Linked DNA regions of Homo sapiens: all the other regions are linked to region 1. Evidence: chromatin loops called from intact Hi-C (ENCODE). Cell type or tissue: GM12878. All regions are shown on one strand. Links, peaks and the distances in the headings refer to the core of each region. The heading gives the core; the rest is flanking DNA.

Region 1 (6,003 bases), core at 1,874-4,373:
ACTACAATATAAGTGACTAGCTGTCGAGTGAATACTATAGCACGCCTCAGAGGATAACAGATCGCTACACAGCGGTCCAGAGCCATGGCTAGCAGGACTCCTGATTCAATGCCTTGAAATGTGTGGATGAGCCACATCTGAAAGAGGCAAGCATCAAAATATATCTCTGGCAAATGGAACCAAAAAATATCAAGCATCTTGGGCACAATGCTGGTGCTAAGTGAAATGTCTGTGGCTCCTAACGTGGCCAGGAAGATATACATGGGTTCATGGAGGCTTGGCTCAGATTTGATGATGATCAAAAGTAGAGAATTTCCAATCAGAGCAATGACATACGTAGCACAGAATGGAATCCCAATCCAGCATTGTACAGATTCAAAACCGGGGATCCCAATAAATGTCAGCACAAAAGGCATGAACAAGGTACCATTTGTAATAGGCAGGGCCATTCAGGGGTCTTCTTAGAAAGGGGAGAAAGTTTGCCAAGCTGTGATTCTCTGTACTTTTATATATTTTATGCTTATCCAATCACAAAGTTATTGAATAGCAGAATTAGGAGAACCAACTCCATCAACTTACTTATCTTTTTTTTAATGAATGAAAAAATGCCAATATAAAGACCCATAGAAAGGTTCACCAGTTTACACTTTAGCAAAATCATCCGGCCACACTCAGTGAAGACTTTTGGACATCATTTCTGAGAAGAGGCCAATATGATCAACCTGCTTAGTGGTGCTTTCCTTGTTCCCCAACTCCATTTTCTCTTTCCTCTTCTAACCTGTTCATGGAAAGCAGGAATACAAATATTTATATTTGGAATTATATTTTAGACAGAGAAATAAAAACATTTATTCTAGCTTTAGCCCCAAGTGTTCAAATATGACACTGCTGCAAGACTCAGACTCCATTCAGTAGACAATGACAGTCACATAATTTTGGTGTATTACCATAGCAATTCTGATACAGGAGACAACCGTATACAAAAACTCTGTAGTTCATATAAGCACCCTAAACCTCTCACACCAGGACTTTTTCCACACATTGGAGGGTAAAGACATATTTAAACTATTTATATATAAATTTAAAATTAAGGAAATTTTAGAGTACCTGGTTTAGGAGAAGAGGAACCTCAGGTTGTATCGTCAGGGGAACCATGAAGAAGATGTTGAATTAGTTAGAGGTGAGGTTTAGTTAACGAGTTTGGAAGCCTGAATCTCCATATGGAGGCAGTGTGAACAGATATAACCCTTACATAGAAATCAGGCCCTGGTGTGTGATGTTCCCCTTCCTGTGTCCATGTGTTCTCATTGGGCCTGTTGTGGGGTGGGGGCCGGGGGGAGGGATACCATTAGGAGATATACCTAATGTTAAATGACAAGTTAATGGGTGCAGCTCACCAACATGGCACATGTATACATATGTAACTAACCTGCACGTTGTGTACATGTACCCTAAAACTTAAAGTATAATAATAATAAAAAAAAAAGAAATCAGGCTACTTACTGCTGAAGGAAAGTCGAAAGCTCTATTTTTTTTTTTTATCTTCTGGAAAAGTTGACATACGAAAAATATGATGGGATGAGACTATTTGAAAATTCTCCAAGAAATTCAATGGGAAATAATTGACAAACATGTTGAGGTGGAAGTGCCTTGGGAAGCAGCAGAAATAGAGAAACATCCAAAACAAAATTCTGATTGCAATATAATGGCTGTGGCTGGGACACTTAACAATTTCCAGTAACGATACACTGGCAAATAACTATGGTTCAGTTGCAGGGCTGGTAACATGATATTATGCATCAATGATTTTTTTTTAAGTGAGAGCAGAGAGGTTATGCAAGTGATTAGTTGTCTAGGTCTAAATCAAGGTGATCCATAAATTTTATAAGTGGTGTGCTAAGCATTTCTAATATTTCTCCATAACTCAAGTCATCACATCCAAATATTATTCTGTGTTCTTCCCTGGCCCCTAGTCACCATGATAACCACAGATTTAAACTCTGGAATGTTTTGGAGATCATTACATTGTTAGAGCCCAGAAAACCAATATCCCTAAATATAGCACTTTAACATTCTGAACTAAAGAAGCAACCGCAAGGTTTCTCTGACATCCCCCAGCCCTTCCTGTCTTTCACTTCTTTGTCTTTCCCAAAGCATGGGATGAGGTTATTCTCTGAAGTTCCCTTATCTACCTAGACGCTAGACCCCTAAAGAGGAACACAATTGCCTTCAATCCCTTCCCTGAAATTCCATTAACCAGAGAAGATTAAAACTCATATTACAGAGGAAGACACTGAAAATTAAACACCACACCTGGAGCCCAGATGAACTTCATCTCAAACTATTGTCTCTTCTCAGGTCCCATTCAATCTCTCCCCTCCCCTATAAAGAAGGATATATAAGCATCTGTGCTTAATTGAGTTATCAGGTAATCATTCTCCTTGGAGTTCTCCATGCTTATGCATGTTAATAAAATTCTATGTCTTTTTCCTGTTAATTTGTCTTTTGTCGATTCATTTTAACAGACGTAGACTTCAACCTTCAGAGGGATAGTTTCAACTTCCCTACACACTCATGATCCTTCTCTCTTTCAAGTAAAACATCTGCAGGTCTAAATTACTTCTCCAATAGCAGGCTCCTAACTGCCCTTAACATCTCAATCTTCCAAAGTAGATTCTTCAACTTATCATTATTGTTCTTTAATTGTAGTTCATAGAATTTCAAAGTGAGACCCTAACAAAAATATACTCTTCATGTTTATGATTTGGATTTTTTCTGGAGTCTACATTCATTAGCTGCACTTGTACTTGTACTTCAGGATGTACTGTTTCACCTCCACTTGAGCTGTACACATTCCTAACTATAACTTACTCAATATCCAGGAGCAACAGTGACAAGTGACTGGCACAGAGGAAGGTTGCTCTCTGCTGGTCCCAGCTATGTAATATTTGTGGTTTGTAACATAATTTTCCCTGATTACCAAAGTTTTATTAGCCTTTCTCAAATCCTGAGAGATATTTTTTCCCTAGGGCAAAGATGGAAGTTTAAAGCCAGCCATTTCTAAGGGTTAGCGGCTTGCTCAATTCCCTGGGGGCCTGGCATATCTAGTATGGCCAGGAGATGGCAGTGTTGAAGCATCTTCTGTTAGTAAAACACATCCCTGTCTCTCAGAGCCCCAGAGATAGGGTTTATCTCGTTCTCACTTATTTGACAAAGAAAAAGGACACTAAAATAAGGCAATGCATCAATTGAGACTCCATTTCATCTCTGAACAAATTGGACAGCGTTACTGTATGCTTGGTAAGGAAAGGGAATCGAAAACAAAACAAATATTGTACCTTGTATTTACTCTTGACCATCAAAGGATTTCCAGAAGGCATTTCAGTGATCCAAGAAAGAAGTGTGTTTGGAAGTGGTAGGCAGAACAGGGTTGAGAGTACAGTAATGCCTGTAAGAAGTAAGACTTGCTAAGAGAAAGGGAGGAAAATCAATTATGCACAGATGATTTTTGTCCTATTTTAAGAGACAGAAAATTAGAGCAGTCCTTCCTAGAAAAGTAAATCACAAGCTTTTTTTTTTAACAATCTCTTGATCCCAAGAAGTTCCCTACTCTTAAATATCTTTAATACAGAGTTTAATTTAAAATGCATATATGTTTTGGCTTTTAGTTTTTCCTTATTTAAAATTAATTAATGCAGAACAACACAAACTAGAGAACCTAAACGAAATGGACTAATTCCTGGAAACATACAACCTCTCAATATTGAGCCAGGAAGAAATTGAAATTTTAAGCAGACCAATAACAAGTTCCAAAATTGAATCACTAATAAAAAAACCTACCGACCAGTAAAAGCCCTGGACCAGATAAACAGCCAAATTCTACAAAGAAGTATAAAAAAAGAGCTAGTACTCATCCTACTAAAATGATTCCAAAAAGTTGAGGAGGAGGGACTAATCCCTAACTCATTCTGTGAGGCCAGATTTGTTCTGATACCAAAACCTGGGAGAGACACAAGGAAAAAAGAAATCTTTAGGCCAATATCTCTGATGAACATAGAGTCAAAAATCCTCAACAAAATACTACAAGCAAAATCCAGCAGCACATCAAAAAGCTAATCCACCAAGATCAAGTAGGTTTTATTCCTGGGATGCAAGATTGGTTCAACATACATATAACAATAAATGTAATTCATCACATAGACAGACCTATAAACAAAACCACATGATTATCTCAATAGGTACAGAAAAGCTTTTCGTAAAATTCAACATCCCTTCATGTTAAAAGTCCTCAACAAACTAGGCATTAAAGGCACATACCTCAAAATAATAAAAGCTGCCTATTACAAACCTACACCCAATGTCACACTAAACGGGCAAAAAATGGAAGCATTCCCCTTGAGAACTGGAACAAGACAAGGATGCCCACTCTCACCACTCCTATTCAACAAAGTACTGGAAGTCCCAGCCAGAACAATCGACAATAAAAAGAAACAAGAAACAAAAGGGATCCAAATAAGAAGAGGGGAAGTCAAACTATCTCTCTTCACCCGCAATATGATTCTATACCTAGAAAACCCCATAGTCTCTGCTCAGAGGCTGTTAGAACTGCTAAACAACTGAAATAAAATTTCAGAATACAAAATTAGTGTACAAAAATGAGTAAAATTTCTACACATCAACAACATCCAAGATGAGGGCCAAATAAAGAATGCAATTCCATTCACAATAGCCACAAACAGAATAAAATACCTAATAATACAGCTAACAAGGGAGGTGAAAGGTCTCTACAATGAGAATTAAAAAACACTGCTCAAAGACATCAGAGATGACACAAACAAATAATAAAACATTTCATGTTCATGGATAGAATCAGTGTTGTGAAATGGCCATATTTCCCAAAGCAATTTACAGATTCAATGTTATTCCTATCAAATTACCAATGCCATTTTTCACATAATTAGAAAAAAAAATCTAAAATTTATATGGAACCCAAAAAGAGACTGAATAGCCAAACAAATAGCAAGCAAAAGAACAAAGTCATGGAGTCACACCAGATGACTTCAAACTATACTCCAAGTCTACAGAAACTAAAACAGCATGGTACTGGTACACAATTAGACACATAAACCAATGGAACAGGTTAGAGAATTCAGAAATTAAGCTGCATGCCTACAACCATCTTATCTTTAACAAAGTTGACAATATGAGTAATTGGTAAAGGATGTCCTATTCAGTAAATGGTGCTGGGATAACTGGCTAGCCAATACAATCTTCTGTAACAGATGCAGAAGATTGCATATGGCTAGCCAGTTATCCCAGCACCATTTACTGAATAGGACATCCTTTAAATATCAATTCAAGATTAATTAAAGTCTTAAATGTAAGACCTCAAACTATAAAAACTCAAGAAGAAAATCTAGGAAATACTATTCTGGACCTAGGCCTTGGCAAAGATTTTATGATGAAGGATCCAAAAGCAATTGCAGCAAAAACAAAAATAGACATAACTATACTAAAAAGTTTCTGCACAGCAAGAAAAACTATTAACAGAGTAAGTAGACAAGCTACAGAATAGAAGAAAATATTTGCAAAATATGCATCCAAGAAAGGTCTACCAACCCCATTAAAAAGTAGGCAAAGAACATGAACAGATATTTCTCAAAAGAAGATATTCATGGGGCCATCAAGCATATTAAAAATGCTCATCACTAATCATTAGAGAAATACTAATCAAAGCCACAATGAGATACTACCTCACATCAGTCTGAATAGTTATTTTTAAAAGGTCAAAAAGTAACATGCTGGTGAGGTTGTAGAGAAAAAAGGATGGTTACACACTGCCAGTGAGAATGTAAATTAATCTAGCCAATGTAGAACACAGTTTGGAGATTTCTCAAAGAACTTGCAACAGAACTACCATTCGACCCAGCAAGCTCCTCACCGGATATACACCTAAAGGAATGTAAATTATTCTACCGAAAAAACACATACACTTCTGTGTTC
Region 2 (6,003 bases), core at 2,244-4,743, 770 kb after region 1:
TAAACATGGCTGAGCAGAGTCATTGTACTGGGATCCCTTCTCTGGACAGTAGTTTTCTTTCACGAAATCAAACAAGATGGGACCAGAAGGGTGCTGACAAGCTGAAGAAAAAAGACACAAAAGATAAATATAATTGAGAAAATGGTGACAAAAGGAATGCCAACCTGAAATAATAGTATGAGAATCCAGTGTAAGTGTTTATTCAAATGCAAAGCTAAGGATGGCCATCTGGGAAACACAGAATCCAAAGAAATGAGGTCAATGCTCCAAAGTTGAAAAGTTAAGGTTTTACTTATGTAGGCAGAAAGCAAAGAAATGTAGCAGAATTAAAGATTTCCCCATACAAACTTGATTTATGAGTTACAGCACATTGATTAGTTATAGCTTGTTTTCTTTTTCCAATTTAAATGAGTATTTTTAACATTTTAACTTTGACAATGTAATAGTCATGAGGTCTTTGTGTAAAACAAGGAAGAAGGAAGTTAATCAATAACGAAGATCAAAAATAAAGAGGGAAAGGGTCTTCTCTGGCACTCGTTAGTCTTTTACAACATTCTAAAAAACAATGTAGGTAATGGAAAAAGGCTAATTTATAATCAGGCAAACAAATACTACAACTTCCTAGGTTACAGCTATCTGTTAGTGACTCAAGTCCTATAATCACATTCTTTTAAGGCTCAAAATAATTTAAAGTTTCAACAGCTTTGGTCTTGAATTACTTATTTTCATTAAAAAAAGACATCAATGCCAGAGTTAATTATATTCTACTGGTATTGAATATTCGAAGACTATGCCATTTTCCATAAACCTTGCTCACCCCGTCAAGCAATCCTTCTCCTTAGGAACCCTTTATGCATCACACGGTATTCTACAGAATATGGAAACCAGCCTAGCTCATAGACTCTTATGGGATAGTAAGTGTGAGAATATTAATGCTGTTTATCTCTAACTTTATGTTACCCACCAGCACTTTGGGAACAGACATAATTCAGTGTAACTGAAAATAAACTTCCATGAAGTTCAATTCAGATACAGTATCTTCTTGAATATGTTCCAACATTGCTCCATTCAATTGGTTTATTGATCCATAACTCCTATATCAGTCAGAGCCTTGCTATATTATCCTGGTTTCCCAAAAAAACCTTTTTAAAATTCCAGATGCCTGCAGACTTTTCCATTTTTCTGGTGCCAAATTTGAAGAAAATTCTCAACAGTTTTCCAAAGTGATTTCACCATTTTACACTTCTACCAACAAAATATGAAAATCCCAATTGCTCGACATTCCCACCAACATTTGGTGTTGTCAGTCATTTGAATTTAGCTACTCTAGTGAGTAAAAAGCATTATCCCATTGCAGTTTTAATTTTTATTTCTCTAATAACTAATAATGATGTCAAGTATATTTTTAGCTCTTATGGGCCATTTTAAAATATTCGCTTGTGAAGTATCTATTATTCTTTTCCAACAACTACAAAATTAGCTACTTTGAGATATATTTGAATGTAGTTCAAAAGTCTTAAGAAATTAGAATCCAAAGATAAAACTACCTATTTCAAAATAAACAATAAGAGCAGTAAATTTTACCTATACTTATACATGTTTCTATATACACATGGATATTTATAAATATACAGATGATCCTTGATTTACAATGTTTTAATTGGACAATTTTTTGACTTTAGAATAGTTTGAGTATATGCATTCAGTACTTTCCTTGACTTACAATGGAATAAAGCCAAGATCAACCCCTGGTAAGGTGTCTGTAATACCATTGTTATTACTAACAATGTCATGTCTCTTGAAGACAATCTAGATCTTCTTACCTCTTGCATTTCCAAATTCCATTTATTTCATGCTAATTGCATCATTACTTTGGATGCTGCATTATCCATTGTCCTGCTCAAGAATAATGCCTTCAAAATATTGAACAATATTTTCAATGGATTTGTTTCTTTTTTAATTTTTATGGATACACAGTAAGTGCATATATTTATGGAGTACATGAGATGTTTTGATACAAGCATGAAATGTGTAATAACCACATCATAATCCAGCAATCCCACTGCTGGGTATACAAACAAAAGGAAGAAAATCAATATATAGAAGAGATATCAGCACTCCAGTGTTTGTTGCAGCACTGTTTACAATAGCTAAGATTTGGAAGCAACCTAAATGTCCATCAACAGATGAATGGATAAAGAAAATGTGGTACATATATACAACGGAGTACTATTCAGCCATAAAATATTTTCAAATTATCATGGGTTTATTGCAGCATAACCCCATTGTAAGTTAAGGAGCATCTATATATAATATCATATATTATGTATTGTATATTATTACATGTGATAAAAGTAAGTTTAAATAGAAGAATCTACAGGAAAATCTAAGGCTGCTTATTGGCAATATTAGTGAAGGTTCTAGAAAGCATAGTTAGCAAACTCAAGCTGACCCCTTAAACTAAGACAAATATATAGGCACAGTTTAGAAATTCCACAAGAGACTATAAGGATAGTAAGTGTGGGAATGTTTACTCTGGGGTCCAAAGAGGAGAAGGAGTTCCTGGCATCTGGAGGCCCAGAGAGCATTGCAGATAGAAGTTGCAATTTATTTGGAGGTACTCACAGAGCCCGTGGTGACCTGCAGGTCACCTGCAATGAAGGAGCAGGTGGGAACCAGAATAAATATCTCGACCTCACTCACTTCCCCCTCACCTGCTGGTGCTTCCTATTTTCTGAACCCAAGCAGATTCTATGGGACAAAAGAGGCTATTGATACAGTACATAGTCATGAATCTCTTAGGACACAGAGTATAGAATGGACCTAGAGAGGCCGAAAGGAGATCTCCAGCACATTGGCCCACATAAACAAAGGGCTGGAGGAAAATTCTGAACAAACATGAGGCGGCCAATATTTTTATATATTCTCCTTTCAATTACTATTGTGTGCTATTTATTTCAGTATTTATTTATTTGTAGCATTAGATACTCTCCTTTTTGTTCTCAGAATCCTCTTAGAATCATTTTGAATTTTTTTGTATTCTTTTAGACAGCCCAAGAATTATAATGCTGATAAAAAATCATTTGGACTAATATACTGTGAAATATAATCTAGTATGTTTGCACTGAGAATTGAAATGAGAATAAAAAAGTAATGGAATAATCACCAGGCATATTCTTAGTTTTCTCATAATTTTAGAGTATTCTCTCTGTAAGGCCAAAAGTAAAATGAAAGAACATTTTATATGCTAGGGGTATTCTTCTATGTGGTTTATAAGATTCATGGGTATTAAGGAAAACTTTGGGCTTTCCAAAGCTTTAATTAATATTGTAATTCAAAAAGATCAATATGATAATGCATAGTAAGATATATCCAATTTTATAGGAAACATTAGAAATAATCAAGAAAAGTCACTAACTTTTCATCCTTTACATTCTTTTATTGTAAAAGAAATCAAAGCTCCCTGAAGAAATGATTTTGAACTCAGAGGTATACAAATAGAGATATAACAAAAATATCTTGAAAACTTAGTTAGCACAATAGCTCATGTTCAAGAAATGTAGCTGATTTGACTTTCACGTATACATAATGCTCAAATGGCACTTGCTGATTTAGCCTGTATTTAATGAGCATCTAATTATTATGTTGTCTAATTCATATCAGGAGCTCAATAAAAGAAGGTTGAATCAAGGAACATTGGCTTGTAGGATGAGCATGACTGACATCTAGTGGTAAAAATAAATACTTTTTTGTAAAATTTATTTATTTATTTTGTAATTTCAACTCTTAGATTTAGGGGCTACATGTGTGGGTTTGTGACATGGGTAGATTGTGTGATTCTGAAGTTTGGGGTATGAATGATCCCATCACCCACTGATATGGTTAGGCTCTGTGTTCCCACCCAAATCTCATCTTGAATTGTCCGCATAATCCCCACATTAGGGTTGGGACCTGTTGGGAGGTGATTGGATTGCAGGGTTGGTTTCCCCCATGCTGTTCTCATGATAGTGAGTTATCATGAGATCTGATGTTTTTTTAAGTGTTTGACAGCTCCCCCTGCACGGGCATTCTCTTTCTCTCTCACCTGCTGCCCTGTAAGATGTGCCTCTTCCCCTTCCGCCATGACTGTTAAGTTTACTGAGGCCTTCCCAGCCATGTGGAACTGTAAGTCAATTAAATCTCTTTTCTTTATAAATGACCCAGCCTCAGATATTTACTTATAGCAACGTGAAAATGAACTAATATACGCAGGTGGTAAGCATATTACCCTATAAGTAGTTTTTCAACCCTTGTCCTCGGCCTCTCTCCCACCTTTAGTAGTCCCCAGTGTCTGCTGTTCCCATCTTTATGTCCATGTGTACCAATAAATACATTTCCTGAACAAATAAATGACAGTCATTTAAATGAACAATCTAATGAACTAAAAAGGTAAATAACTTTTTCTACTGAATATTTATTTATGTTATTGAACACCAAAAATTCTACTTCAAATAAGGAATAGAAATAATGTCCATTTAATAATATTTAGATATATTGTCAAACACTCTGCTGTTCTAGTCAAATGCATGATCTCACTTACTCTGAAAAAAAAAGTGTGAAATGTGTTTTGTCATTTCCGTCAGCCTTGTGAATCTATAAGAAGGAACAAGAAGCTGATAGAGGTTAAGAAATGTTTTCCCAGCTACAGAATCTAAGAAAAAAATATTTAAATTTATGTTGCCTAACTCCAAAGTGTTAACTTCAGAGATAATGTTGTAAAAGATTTGTGAAAATGCATAGCCAGTGTTAATGTATTAATTAATTTCTAACAAGTAAGTGTTGAGCACCTTCCAGACATTACCTTATTATACTGTTACAATATTGATATAATTTTTTCTCATTTTCCATTTGAGAAAACCAAGACTTAGAATGGCAAATGTAATTGAACAAGATCACAGAATAAGAGAATCAAAAGATCATGTTCTTAATCTGTAGGTTAAACTGCTTTTCTTTCTGTATATATATATATTCATTTTGATATTTCTATTAATATTATGTATCGTGTTAGATGCATTACACACTCACAAAAATCATGGAATGTAATTCTTGTAACAGATATATCTCATGAATTGGAAACTGAAGTTAGAATTCTATCTCTGCCATTTATTAATGTACATATATTTCAGAGATGACTTTAAGGCGATGCTGGGTTCCTTCTTACAGGGCTCTTTTCTTGCCTCTCTGTCAAGAGTAACTAATCACCTGATACCACAGTCAGATTTAAGGTGTAAGTGTGAGGTCATTATGCCTCTAACTGAATAGACCCCTGGGACCTGTGCAGGGAATGTACCCACTAGAGGATGCACAGATCATCAGCAAGCAGAAGGTATCTCTGACAAGATAACCTAGAGCCCTATCCTCAGGAGTAGGGAAATTTTCTGTTTTCTCTCCAGGTCCAGTGACACAGCCCACACTTTAGGGAAGCCCTTCCCAGGGGACAAGAATTCTCATATAACTCCTTGGCTCTGAATAGTAAGAACTATGTCGCATACAGGTTGCAGTCTGGGGTATCCGGTCCTTCACAGACAATTTCTCAGATGCGGGGCAGAGGTAGGTGAGTCAGCTCCTGGTTATGCTGAAAGAGGGTCCTCAATGACAGTAACTAAAGTGATTTGTGGGATGATGGAGCTCCAGTGACTCGGCCAGAGTCTCTGTAGATAGGGCCATCTTCTAAGGAAGTAGCAAGAGAAAGAGATAGTAGTTAAGAAAAACCCAAATTCATAGCTGTAGTCAAGAACAGACTATTACTTAAGGACATGATAAAGGAAGAAAAGCAGTAAACAAACTTCAAAGAGCATTCTGAGAGTTAAAGGAAAAGAGAAGGATAAGTGTTTTAAAATTAAAAAAAAAAGAGCATTTCATGAAGATGAGAAGGATGTTAACAGATCATTCCCTGGTTATAGCTGTGTGGTCTGCTTTTCAAGACCTATGCACCTATGACTAGTTGTTAGGAATCTCAGATGC
Region 3 (6,003 bases), core at 2,244-4,743, 430 kb after region 1:
CCAAAGTGCTGGGATTACAGGCGTGAGCCACCACGCTCGGCCTGCAGTGTAGTTCTTGATTGAATTCTGTTTAAACAAACCAGGTATTGAATTCAATTAATGAATAGTTAGGGAAACTTAAATATGGACTAGGTATTGAGTGATATAAAGGAACTAGTGTTAATTTTATCAGCAATAATTATGGTATTATGGTAGATACACATACATACTCTCAGGCATCCACAGTATGTTAGCAAAATATTGGCACAGAGCATGTACTCTGGAGCCTCAGAAAGCTAGGTTTCACAATTTAATCCTGGTTCCACAATTTACTAGCTATGTGAATCTGGGCAAGCTATTTAAACTACATGATATTTGGGTTCCTATGTTTTTAAAAGAAATTAATATTTCTAATTTTTATAATTATTATTAGGACAAAATGATACACATTGAAAAAAGAATTTTTTTTTTGAGACAGAGTCTTGCACTGTTGCCCAGGATGGAGTGCAGTGGCACAATCTTGGCTCACTGCAACCTCCACCTCCATGGTTCAAGTGATTCTCCTGTCTCAGACTCCCGAGTAGCTGGGATTACAGGTGCCCGCCACTATGCCTGGCTAATTTCTTTGTATTTTTAGTAGAGACGGGTTTCACTATGTTGGCCAGGCTGGTCTTGAACTCCTGACCTTGTGATCCACCTGCCTCAGCCTCCCAAAGTGCTGGGATTATAGGCGTGAGCCACCACGCCCAGCCGAAAAATATTCTTTAATATAGTACCTGAAACATAGTAAGCATGTAACAAGTTTTACTTCTTTATATTAGGTTATATTTTATATCATTAGTATTATCATTAACAACCAGACCATGCAGTGGAAAAGAGAACAGAAATTGCAAGATGGATAAAAATTAACAGGAGCACCCCTGGGCATACACACATACCAGCACACTTAATTCTACATTTTAAGTTAGAGTTATGGACTCTTGTCACATGTCTGAAACAGAAATTTCCTAACACTGCTAACTGTGGTCATACTTAACGCAGCTGTGTAATTGTCCATCTGTTCTGATCTTTTGATGCTTAACTCAGTGGAGCATATACACAAGTACTGGAGATCAGGACCTCAGTTTATAAATGGGAGTTGCTCAGGAAAGAAAATTATAGTGCCCAGCCCATGGTCCCTAAGAAATAGAGCCCTGGCTTTTCACTCACTTTCTCTAAGTCTTGTCCCAATCAAACCCCTTCAAACAGCCAATACTCACCAAATCTTGGGGATCAGGCCAAAGGGAAAGAAGAAAGAGTGTGTTGACAAAATCTACAAGACAGCAGACACACCAACCAAAAAAAAACATGAGTGGAAGGAAAAGGAAGGACGTTAGAGAGGTTGATTCCCTGTCCATTTATTTTCTCTGATCACTCACTGCTCCTTGTGGGGAAAAGGTAGGTAGTTAGGGGATTAGAGACTCTGACATGCCCTCTTCTCACCCTCAAGGGAAGAAGATGAAAAAGATTCTATTAACCTTGTTCATGCCTTTGAGTTAACACTGCCTTAGAGTGCTTTATTTATTTATTTATTTGTAAGCTGATGTGTATGTGGGTGGAAAGCTGTGTGTATGTGCCTATCATATCACCCAGGTTTCAAGTTCATGCCCTCACTTACCAGATAAAGGACTTTGGATGAGTTACTTAATTTCCATTAAAAGGTGGTCATATTAGTACCTGTCTCTCAAGATTTTATAAGGATTGACAAATTAATAGGATACTGCTAGTGAAAATGCTTAACATATCGGCAAACTTATGGTGTAAAGGAATAACCTAGGGCACCTGTTAAGATGAAAATTATATGGCCCACATGAAATAATTCTAATATTATCTTTTAAAAATTCCAGTGGCTTTAGGGGTACAAGTGTTTTTTGATTACATGGGTGAATTGTATAAGGTTGAAGTCTGGGTTTCTAGCGTACCTGTCACCCATATTGCGTAGATTGTACTCAATAGGTGATGTTTCATCCCTCACCCCTCTCCTAGCTTCTCCTCTTCTGGGTCTCCAATGTCCATTATACTACTATGTGTGCCCTTGCATACCTATAGCTTATCTCCCACTTATAATTTTTAAAACATTAAACTTCATTAAACATTTTTATTGGTAAAAACAATATGAGCAAATAAAATATATTCTTATGGAGAAACTGTTAGGTCTACCAGCTGGTACTGTCAGGAATTTCTGCAAGTCCAGATATCAATTTTTACCTAAGAGGCTTTTACCCAACAATTCTGAAAGCCAAGTCAGTTTTTGTCAATGTTTGTCAAACGTTTGCTAAATATTGTTGAATGTGTTAATTAATAAAGATTGCCAGGAGTCCACTCAGTACTCTGAATGTTCTAGAATATCTGGAATAAACCAGAACTAATGAGATTAGTATTGTATTGGCTCCCAACAGAATTTTTACCTTTCGCTGAATAAAAATTGAGGTTGCTTCACCTCTCTATACTAGGATAAGGGACTGAAGAGTCACATGAACTTGTGTATTCTGTAAGAATGTGATTAATTGCATCACTTACTGCCTATTCTTTAAGAGCTTTCTAAAGATATTTCTCCATTCTTCATATAAGAAGTAGTTTTGCTTCTCTAACAATTAACTGTCTGTAACTTATAGCCATCATGAATTATGTAGCTAATCATGTTTAACTCTCACATAGACTGTTAGAAAGCTTACAGCTCAATTTCTGACCCACATATAATAAGAGAACAAAAATTCATAGCAGGTGGAAAGTGTATTTTCGGCCTATTTTTTGTCTTAATTTTTAAAAATCTTTCTACTTTTCTTTTTGCCTTTTCTATTTATACTTTGTAATATGCCACATAACAATGTTTCTGAACAATTGTCCCATAAGATTACAATACCATATTTTAGAGTACCTTGTCTATGTTTAGACATGTTTAGATGCACAAATACCATTATATTATACTTCCCTACAATATTCGGTATAGTAACATGATGTACAGTTTTGTAGCCTAGGAGCTATAGAATATAATAGAGAGCCAAGGCTGTATCACACAGGTTTGTGTAAGTACACTCTATGATATTTGCACAATAATAAAATCATCTAACAACACATTTATGAGACTCTATCCTCATTGTTAAGTGGGACCTGACTATATTTTTATTTATGGTATGCAAAATACATCAAGTAATTTTGGAAACAATGCATGTAGCTATTGTCACATGTTAAGAGATAGACTATAAATTCAAACACAATTCTCCGAGTCCAAAGGACATTCTTTTCTATTAAAACTATATGTTGAGAGCCATTGTAGAAATAAAAATTCAATGACATGTGAAAAGGGTAGTAGCACGGGGATGGGAAAGTAGTCTCAAGGTAAAGAGACCATGAACAACTCTGATATTTTGAGTCAAGTGAAAGCAGTGAGGGTTTGAACTACTGGGGTAGGGGAGGAGGGTGCCTGCACTCAGCCGGGGAATCCAAGAGGTTATTTAGAAAAAAACCACAGGTTTTGAGGACGTATCAGATTTGAAAGGGAAATAAGACATTGATTATCATTGCTGCCTGGCAGACACCTAAAAATAAGTATTACTGACCAAGTGACTGAATGACTCACTATGACCAAGTTATGCATACTGGATTTGAAGAGACAATGAATCATACAGAGGTACATTTTTGGCTTGTGACTACATCTCTATGGAGATACAAACATGAAAAAAATTGAGACCACCAATGCTTCCAATTGGTCAAGTCTTAAACCCACTTCTTAGTCTGTACGTGCTTTACCATTTTACTAGCCATAGGAATTTGCCTTCCTCCTTTTATTCCTTGTGGAAAACTCCACCCACCCACAACTCATTTGGCTTTCTCAAGGTTGAGTTAAACATTGAGTTTTATCATTGCCTTATCCCTTTGCTTAATATAAACACCTGCACTCTTAAATTAATAATTTTATGATTATTTGCCATTTATTTATTTGATAAATGTTGCCTATGTCCCTAGTGTGTGCTAGGTATTATACTTGATGTTGTTTAGAAATTAATAGGAGTGAACAAAGTAAAAACCCAGAACCCTGCAGAGTCATCAAAGAGGTAATTTTCCTGCCTTGCTATGATGTATAAATAAACTACCATGATAAATAAATCTGAAAAACCATTCAGATTTGCCAATCATTACATTGTCTTCATTAAAAGTTTTATAATCACTTTAGAGCAATCATAAGGAATTACAAAAGTTCTTGTTTCTAGAAGTCAAAAAATATTTATTATTTCCTAGACTCAGAACTTACTTTGCTATAACTGAAATGATTGAGTAGACTTCTGCCTCAAATCACAAAGAAAGCAAAACTCAAGTTTTCGTTAATAAATTTTAGTCTGTCCTTTCTCTTGGGTGTCTGAACACAGGTTCAGTCTTTGACCTAACACACACTAGGAACTTGTCCCTACCTCCAAGAGCTCAGGCACCTATCACTGGGACCCCTTGGGAAAGAGCAAAAGGATTCTGTTCTGGATTTGCTTGGTCTTTATTCTGTAGACAATAGAGTTGAGAGCAGGTGGAATGATTACATAAAGGTTGGCAAACATAATATGAAAGGTATGAGGGACATTATGCCCAAAGCAATGGGCAAGAATGGAGAAGAATGCTGGTATATAGAATATGAGGATAACACAGACATGGGAACCACAGGAGCAAAGGGCCTTCTGACGGGCATCTTGGGAGGGGAGGCAAAAGACAGCACAGAGGATGAGGGTGTAGGAGACAGCAATGAGGATCACGTCTGTCATCACCGTCATGATGGGAACACAAAATCCACACCAGATATTGATGGAGATATCAGCACAGGCAAGCTGGGCAACACCTATGTGCTCACAGTATGTGTGAGAAATGATATGTGTCCTGCAGAAGGGTAAACGATTCACAAGGAAAACACATGGGACAAAAACACAGAAACTTCGGAAACATATTCCCACAGCAATTTTGACAATGGTTTTGGGAGTCAGAATAGTAGTGTATCTCAAGGGTGAGCAAATGGCCATATAGCGGTCAAATGCCATGGCCAGCAGTATAGCTGAGTCCAACACAAAGCTATAGTGCAGAAAGAATAATTGGGTGAGACAGCCAGGGAAACTGTTTGGGGACCAAACCAGAAGATGCTAAGTGTTTTGGGGACACATGTGGTGGACAATATGAGATCAGTAATGGCCAGCATGGAAAGGAAAAAGAACATGGGTGCATGAAGACTGTGCTCTACCACAATGAGGTAGAGAAGGATACTATTGGCCACGACAGCCATGAGATAGATTAAGCAGAATGGGATGCTGATCCAGACGTGGTACTGCTCAAGTCCAGGGATACCCAAAAGGATGAACAGGCCTGTACCATGGTCACTCATGTTGTACATGGCCTTTAAGATCAATAGCTTCTGTGTCCTAAAAACAAATTGCTTATAATGAACATGAGGAAATTGTATGGTAATTCTTCCTCCACTGCTTCCTAGGGGCTGGTCCGCCTCTTTCCTATATTCCAAGAAAAAACCTCTCATTGATATTAACAGCAATGTTCATCACTTGAAGAAAGACTCTCAGACCCAATACTTCTGATACTAATCATCCAGTTACTCTAGAATCTTCTTCAAACTGCATAAACTGCTGTTCCCATTTTAATGACTGAGTTCTCCCTGGGTCAATGTAAGTTGCTGCTATATAAATATGAGTATAGAGAAAAGTAGTCTAACTACATGCAGGGATAGAAAGAAACTGAAAAATACTGGGTCACAGTTGGGAAAATGAGATAATTAACAATTACTGACTCCTAGTACATGCCAGTTTCTTGAAAAATATTATCTTATTTAGAAAAACCTTCTGAGATACGTATTTTTATCCACCTCATTTTTTTTTTTTTTTACAGAAACTGAAACTGAGACATAATCTTACCTAACATCTCACCTTTAGTAACTAGCAGAGCCAAGGTCATTAGATTCCACAGCCACTACTCTTTCATGTTGCTGTTACACCAGGTAAC

What was found. Peaks named below come from ENCODE experiments on the same cell type or tissue, not always from the same donor. Only the 100,000 strongest peaks of a DNase experiment are listed, where the experiment ranks them.
Region 2: a loop joins it to region 1, with 4 times the contacts of the local background. A loop is called at or near these places in 12 of 110 quality-filtered maps.
Region 3: a loop joins it to region 1, with 4 times the contacts of the local background. A loop is called at or near these places in 6 of 110 quality-filtered maps.

The regions. Positions count from the first base shown.
Region 1 is chr11:5,121,130-5,127,132 of GRCh38, forward strand. It overlaps the pseudogene OR52A4P. Among named protein-coding and RNA genes, the nearest start is that of OR52A5, 14 kb to the right of the region's middle. In GM12878, for the core only: a CTCF peak has its summit at 3,116 (motif pointing right); a DNase peak (open chromatin) is centred at 3,172.
Region 2 is chr11:5,887,682-5,893,684 of GRCh38, forward strand. All of the region lies in intron 2 of LOC112268071 (a long non-coding RNA gene), which reads right to left. OR52E5 (olfactory receptor family 52 subfamily E member 5) reads left to right here and starts at 5,527. Exons shown (of 3, transcript NM_001005166.5): 1 at 5,527-5,589. In GM12878, for the core only: a CTCF peak has its summit at 3,712 (motif pointing left); a DNase peak (open chromatin) is centred at 3,766.
Region 3 is chr11:5,547,214-5,553,216 of GRCh38, forward strand. It overlaps OR52H1 (olfactory receptor family 52 subfamily H member 1), which reads right to left and starts at 1,327. Exons shown (of 2, transcript NM_001005289.5): 1 at 1,239-1,327. It also overlaps the pseudogene OR52H2P. In GM12878, for the core only: no CTCF peak of the experiment used is centred there; a DNase peak (open chromatin) is centred at 3,498.